Linked DNA regions of Mus musculus: regions 1 and 2 are each linked to region 3. The links are chromatin loops, found by intact Hi-C in ENCODE. Cell type or tissue: heart. All regions are shown on one strand.

The links. A loop is a pair of places that touch in the nucleus more often than their neighbours do. Peaks named below come from ENCODE experiments on the same cell type or tissue, not always from the same donor. Only the 100,000 strongest peaks of a DNase experiment are listed, where the experiment ranks them.
Region 1: it touches region 3 in a loop (5-fold over the local background); 10 of 42 quality-filtered maps call a loop at or near these places.
Region 2: a loop joins it to region 3, with 4 times the contacts of the local background. A loop is called at or near these places in 3 of 42 quality-filtered maps.

The regions. Positions count from the first base shown.
Region 1 is chr8:4,611,578-4,614,077 of GRCm38, forward strand. It overlaps Zfp958 (zinc finger protein 958), which reads left to right and starts at 1,593. Exons shown (of 4, transcript NM_145591.5): 1 at 1,593-1,701. The coding sequence starts at 1,699. In heart, no CTCF peak of the experiment used is centred here; a DNase peak (open chromatin) is centred at 1,544; H3K4me3 peaks cover 1,551 bases; H3K27ac peaks cover 1,448 bases.
Region 2 is chr8:4,835,318-4,837,817 of GRCm38, forward strand. No RefSeq gene overlaps it. Among named protein-coding and RNA genes, the nearest start is that of Shcbp1, 57 kb to the left of the region's middle. In heart, a CTCF peak has its summit at 1,428; no DNase peak of the experiment used is centred here.
Region 3 is chr8:4,778,474-4,780,973 of GRCm38, forward strand. Shcbp1 (Shc SH2-domain binding protein 1) reads right to left here and starts at 1,094. Exons shown (of 13, transcript NM_011369.3): 1 at 948-1,094. The coding sequence starts at 1,050. It also overlaps the pseudogene Gm6334. In heart, a CTCF peak has its summit at 1,168; a DNase peak (open chromatin) is centred at 1,108; H3K4me3 peaks cover 1,344 bases; H3K27ac peaks cover 556 bases.

The DNA.
Region 1 (2,500 bases), 170 kb before region 3:
TGAGTGTCAATGTGAGACCCGACTTAGAGAGTTTCTCCCTAGAAGGTAAAGCCCCTGGACGTTCCCCAAGCTTGTTTTCCCTGATCTCTAAAAATACAGCCAGAAAGAAGCTCTTTGTTCTCTATAGCCAGCCAAAAGCCTTTTTGTTTCTGTGCCTTACAGCCAGAGATGCGATAATTGTAGGAAGACCTACAAGGACATGGAGATAGACACCAGAGAGGAGGCTAAAGAGTTGTAGCCAACTCTCCTCCCAACTCTTCCCAACTCTTCCCAACTCCTCCCAACTCTTCCTATCTCCTCCCAACTCCTCTCAACTCTCCTCCAAACTCCTCCCAATTCCTCAGCTAGCTGTTAAAAGCCCCCTACTGTCACTGCTCGGGGTCTTACATCATCGGAAGTAGGCTTTGGTAAATTGTTTAAGGAAGCCTTTAAATAAAAAGAATTAAAATAGTTTAAATTTATGCTTTGAAGATTTACAAAAAATCAGGTACTAAATGTTAAACAATAACTGACCTTAAAAATGTATTAATTTCTTCTTGGAAATTTGCCACTAGCCTTAGATGATTTTTATTGTGCCAAATAACAATGATGTTACTGAAAGGAAATAAAACTGTAATTCATGTAATGTATGTTAAATAGCCCAAAGAGTTGTTTGTGAGCTTTGAAACCTGGGGCTGAGAACACAGCAGAACAGACCAGGACATGCCCGGGCAAGCCCATCGCCTCCCTAGCTCCCACCCCTCTGACCTAAGTTAAATGTTACAGGCTGCTGATGTTTAAATGGACCAATCATGTGAAACCGCGCCAATTCCTCCCCCAGCCCCACTCCTTTTCTATAAAAACCCCTAGCTTCCAAGCCTCGTGGTCGAATCCACTGTCTCCTGTTGTGTGAGATACGTTTCGACCCGGAGCTCCGCCATTAAAAAACCTCTTGTTGTTACATCAAGGTGTTGTGTTCTATTCGCGATTCTTGGGTGCACGCCGAATCGGGAGCTGAGTGGGGGTTTCCCCACTGAGTTCTTTCATTACCTGTTCTATCCGTGATTGCGTCAATGAACACACTTTTTGAGAAGTTGTAATTCTTGGATGATTCTGTATTTTATTGTGCCAAATGACTATGATGATATATGTTCTATCTGACTGCTTCACTGAACACATCTGCTCAGAGTTGTAATATTTGTTTCTTTATGCATAAAAACCCTTGCATGAGGACTGCAAAATATATTCAGATTCAAACTGCCTCTGTGTTTGTTTTGTCACCGCCAAATCCTTACCCACCTAGCCTTCGAGGATCCTCTTCCCAGGAACCCTCATACCCGACTGGGGTGGTCCGTGGCAGGGCCTCCCTAAGGGCTGGCTGTGGTAGCTATTGGAGGACAAGAAAAAGTGCTATTGAAATGCGAATCTCTGCATATCTGGGAAAGGTCGGTCCTCGGCGTGGAAGCCTGGCCCAGGAACCACTATGCTCTGTCTCTTTAACACACTCTAACCCAAAGGGATGTGTTCCTGTCACTCAAGACTCATTGGCCAATCAGGTTCTCCAGGAAGGCCTCTCAGTCAGAAGAGGCGGGTTCTTCCGGGTGCCATACTGCAAGTCCAGCTCCGCCGCTGAGAAGCTCGAACGGTTCCGTGTGACGTGCTCTGTGTACTGCTGTTTGGTGCGGCTAGGAGAGCTCAGGCAAGCTCTGCAGTCACGGCATGGTGAGAGCAGGGTCACTTCCCCACGGCAAGGGGAAGAGCAGCCGGAGTGAGAGTGGTGGGTCCTCCCCAGAGGCTGGGTGGGAAGGCACAAGGACTTTGGAAATGCGGATCTTTGTATATCTGGAAATGGTCTGGCCCTGGACACTTCAGCACGCTCCAACCCTAACGGAGGTACTCAAGATGTTCAAGACTTGTTGGTCAATCAGGGCCTGCAGGCACACCTGCCAGTCAGAAGAGGAGGAGGGTCTCCCCCCCCCCCCCAGCTCCCCCGGGGTGCCCTGCTGCAGGTTCCGTTCTGTAGCTGAGCAGGTTTGACTGATCTGGTGTGCTGTGCTCTGTGTGCTGCTGCTGGATGCTGTGAGGGGAAATCAGACAAGATCCAAAATCTTGATATTGTGAGCGCAAGGTCATAGTCTGCAAAGGGGAGAAGCAGGCGACTGAGCAGCTGGGAGCTGGAGTGGTAGGTCCTTCCTGGGGCTGAGTGGGAAGCGGCAGCCTGTTGCACCCCCTCTGGTCTCTAGTCACTCCCTGGACCTCGTGGTGGCCTCAGAATTACTTCACTTTGGAGGCTGGATCAGTGCATTTGAAGCAGGGTCTTCTGTGTAGAAACATCCTTGGCAGGAAGACAAACTTGGATAGCCCTAGTTTCTCTAGTGTCTTCTACAAGTTCTTAGCATTTAACATTTAGGTGTAAGATCCATTTGGAGTTAATCTTGTGGAGGTTGTACAAGGTATCTCAAGTGCTGTGTAGCAGCACTCCAATATCTAGCTGTAATGTAGAAGATGATGTGAAGTAGTT
Region 2 (2,500 bases), 57 kb after region 3:
GGGAATTGGGTCCCCTCCCCCTTCCTTCATAACTGAGTGTCGCAACAGTAAAATTTGAGCTTTGATCAGAATAACTGTCTTGGCTACATTTCTTTCTCTTGCCACCTAGCCCCTCTTCTCTTCCAGTTTTCCAAAATGCCTATCCAGGCTAGAACCCAGGTTGTGGTCTGCTGGCCGGACACAACACTTTTGATCTATAATGGTGTCCTACCTGCAAGATGTGCTACTGCAGTGGTGGCACAAAGCTTTGGGATTAAACAACCAATCTCTGATTTGAGTTAAGGCTTACTCCATGAAATAGAACCGATACCAGACACTGCTTAAGTGACCAAGAACATAAGACCAGATAGCCCAAGGACCTAGGAGAAAGCCAAATACTATTGTCCTACTAAAGAAATTTATCAATAAAATAATTCATAATGACATTTTTCTATACTCATAGATTAATGTCTTGCTCAGTTATCATCATAGAAGTTTCCTCCAGTAGCAGATGAAAACATGTACAGGGACTTACAGCTAGACAATAAACAGAGTTAAGAGACCTTTGAATACTAATCCCTAACTTGGGTGCCCCCATCAAATTCCTTCCCTCAGTGCTCAGGGAACCCTGTGGAAGAGGAGACAGAAAAATTGTAAGAGCTAGAAGGAATGGAGGGCACCAAGGAAACAAGATCCTATTAATCAAGAGGATCAATGCACGTATGAATTCAGAGACTGAAGAAGCACGCACTGGGCCTGCAACTGTTTGCATCAGATGGCGTCCTAGAGCAGAAAGGAGAAGGGCACACATGCTTCCATCACTAATCCAGAAGCTAACCATTTGCAAGTGAAAAATTAGTTTTCTCCAAAGGAGTATCATGGGGAAACAAACTACTATTTTTTATTGTTAAATAAATAAATAAATGAATAATTTATTTTTATTAGATATTTTCTTTATTTACATTTCTTTTTCTTTTTTAAATTTAGTTTTATTTATAATTCATTTTTTACACTCCATATTCCATTCCTGTCCCTCCCCATCCTCCCTCAGACTGCTCCTCATCCCACACCTCCTTCCCACCAGACCCCCTTCTCCCTTAATTTACATTTCAAATATTATCCCCTTTCCTGGTTTCCCCTCTGAAAGCCCCCATCCCCTTTCCCCTCACCCTGCTCACCAATCCACCCACTCCCATTTTCTGGCCCTGGCATTCCCCTACACTGGGGCATCGAGCCTTCACAGGACCAAGGGCCTCTCCTCCCATTGATGTCCAAAGAGGCCATCCTCTGCTACATATGGGTCTGCTACATACAGACATGGGCCCCTCCATGTGTTCTCTTCAGTGATGGTTTAGTCCCTGGGAACTCTGGGAGTACTGGTTTGTTCATATTGTTGTTCCTCTTATGGGGCTGCAAACACCTTTAGCTCCGTAGGTCCTTTCTCTAGCTCCTCCACTGGTGACTCTGTACTCAGTCCAATGGTTGGCTGAGAGCATTCACTTCTGTTTTTGTCAGGCACTAGCAGAGCCTCTCAGGAGACAGCTATATCAGGCTCCTGTCAGCAAGCACTTGTTAGCATCCATAATAGTCCACTTACTCACTTTACATACCACTCACTGCCCCCCTCCCGGTCACTCCCTCCCACAATCCTTCCCCTCCCCCTCCCATTATCCTCTGAGCAGGTGGGGATCCCCCTAGATAGCTTCCCCCCCACCCCCCCCACCCCCACACCCTGGCAAGTCAATTTTTTGCAAGGCTAGGCACTTCCGAGGCACTTGAGGCCAGACAAAGCAGCCCAGCTAGTAGAACATATCCCACGCACAGACAACAGCTTTTGAGATCGCTCCATCTCCAGTTGTTCAGGACCTACATGAAGACCAAGCTGCACATCTGCTTCATATGAGTGGGGAGGCCTAGTTTCACCCAGTGTATGTTTTTTTGGTTGGTGCTTCTGAGAAATAAACTACTCTTAAGAATATGCGGCATTCCCAGCAGTAGTTGGCCAACAGAAAAGAAACTCCACAGCATCTTTGAAGGTTCTTTGTTTCATAATGTACTGTCAGTTATTAAAATTTTATTGTATTTCTAGTTTTTATTTAATTTATTTATAATTCTTAATTTTATCCATGTTTCTTTCTCTTTTTATCTTATATGTCCTTTATGTATATATTATGACTCGCAGTTTAATGCTTTTATAGGATTTCTGAGTGTACAAACAGAGGGTCTTGGAGCTTTATGCCTTTTCTAGGTCTCTTTTATTTGATTGCTTTGTTCTGTTTCAATTTGTTTTTGTCTTATTTTCATTTTATTATTATTCCTTAGAAGCCTGCTTATTTTCTAATGAGAGACAGAAAGGAGATGAATCTGAATGGGAGAAGTGGGGAGGAACTACAGGAAGTACAGGAATATATTATGTGAAAAAAAAGAATCAATTTTTAATAAAAGAACAAAAAAGAAACAAAATAATATAAAAAAACACAAGTAATGCTTCTGCCCACCTGCTGTTACGGGGGAAAGTACA
Region 3 (2,500 bases):
TATTTATTCAGCTAGGCGGGGCTTGAGCCAGGCCCTGCCCCTAGGTGAGCAGCTGCCACCTGGACAGGGACTGTCCTGTCACCACTCACCCTCCAGCCAGCCTGTCTGTCAGGAAGATCTTCCTAGCCCTTTTTTAAAGCTTCTTTTACATTTTTAAAAAAACATAACTTTTTCAGAGAGAGAGAGAGAGAGAGAGAGAGAGAGAGAGAGAGAGAGAGAGAGAGAGAGAGAGAGAGAGAGAAGCTGACAATCACTTTTCTTCTGCTTTGGTTTTGGGTTTTGGTTTTGTTTTGAAAGCGGGTTTAAGCTCAGTTCTGATGATCTATGCAGCTCTAAGTTTCCTCATGGCGCCTCACAGATCCAGTTTGGGGAAAGGATTTGGATTCAAAACTAACTGACCAATTCTTTGCCCTTTTTACCAAAAGACTGATACTTAGGCCCAGGAAATAAATGCTGGTGGTTTGTGTTGGAAAAAAAGAAAAAAGAAAAGAAAAGAAAAGCTGGGTCAATTCTATTTCTGGATTCTATCCAAACTCAGCTCTGCTGTCATCTGTCCCCAGTGCATAGGATGAGAGTTCAAGGTTGTTTTTAAAAAGGAGAAGCGTAGCACATGATCCCTTAGATGTAGGTTAAAAACAAATCAATCAATCAATCAATCAATCAATCAAACAAACAAAAACTTGGCTCATGAAATAAATGAATACAAAGCCCCCTGAGTCCCTTCCGTCTGGGGAATGTCCACCCAGATCCAACCCCTTCTCTTCTCCGGAAGCTGAGTCAGGAGGATAGAGAGCCTAAATTGGCCACAGTATCTCCCGACTCCGAAGTCGTGAGAGCGGGGCCAGACCCAGCACAGAACTCCCCACCCAGGTAATCGCGTCCTTAGGGTGGCCAGGCCCGGCCGGCAACCACGAAAACAGCTCTCCGACTCGGGTTGAGGTGCTCACCTTCCTTCCAGGACGCCGGTTCCTTCTCCGCCGCCAAGTCAGGTCTCGGTGGAACCATAGCTATAGGTTCCAGAACTCCACCAGCCCGCAAATCATCAGCCATTTCAAATTTACGCGGGCGGCTGTCACAAACCAGAACGCGATGACGACATCTCTAGCGTCAGTACTCGACTAGAGGAGCATCTTCAGCTTTCAGTAACTGCTCTGATAGTCCTTCAGCGCCACCTGTGGGATTGGCGGACTGTTCTCGATCAAGTTCTTCCCAGTAACAAAAGGAAGTTGAATGTTGATGTAATTTGGAATGCTTTCTCAAAAATCAGCAAGGCAAACTTGGATGTTGAGCATAGTAGAAAAGATAATGAAAGTGAAATGATTAAGATATGCCATCTTGATTGACTCTATGTTTGCTTAAAGAGTTTTTAGGTCAGTTGACCTTGGCAACACCTTTAAGATTTCCAGAGCCTTGGCCATGGTCAGAGGTATTAAACGAAATAATTAGCAAGTTATGTCTAAAATAACTACTATTTTCTGCTAATAATAAATGCTTCAAGATTACTCTAACACCCACTTTACTTTGGTTTACCTTTAAAACTATATATCCTTGAGCTTTGTCAACAAGTAAGTTTTTAGGGGCTCAAGTTTGATCTCCAATAAAAAGGACGTAAAAGTTTTAATTGGCTTAATCAGTGTGGTTGTCAATTACAGTAGATCATTACAAACAACACAAAAGCAAACAAACAAACAAACAAACAAACAAAAACATGTATGTGTTTTAGCCACTGCTAGTGAATGCTATTACGTGTGTGTGTGTGTGTGTGTGTGTGTGTGTGTGTGTGTGTGTAAATCCCTTCATGACTCAGGAGCTGGCTACAGATGAAGCAATATTAGAATGTTGGTATAAGCAGCTCTGTCACTGTCACCATCAGGAACCAGACACTGGGTAGTTTCAAGTAATGTTAAATTATATTTAGATAGGCTGTGGTGGCATATGCCTTTAATTCTACTACTCTAGAGTCAGAAGCAGAGACAGAGACAGGAGGTAGGTCTCTAGGAGTTCCAGGCCAGATTGGTCTACAAATCAAATTCCAGTTCAGTAAGGGTGATATGGTAAAACGTCTCAAAAAGTTATATTTAGTATGCTATTTGATTAACTTTTAATAAATTAAACTGTAACTAACGTTAATAGCTATTATTTACTATACAAAATACTGCCAGCAAGTTTTACCTACAATATCTTATTTAAATTTCAAAAATCATTCTATGGAGCTGGAAAAATGTTTCAACTGATGGGATATTTGCTAGACAAGCATGAGGACGTGTTTGGTCCCCAGACCCACATAAAAAACTAGATATGATAGTAACCATTTGTAATCCCAGTGCTGGAAGAGGGATGGTTTGGAGACAGGACCACCCTGGATCTTATTGGTCAGCAAGTCTATCCAAATTGGCAAAGTTCAGGTTCAGTGAGAGAACTTATCTCAAAAAATAAGGTGGGGAGCCATAGAAAAAGACACCAGACCTAATCATCTGTTATCTACACTTATGTCCACACA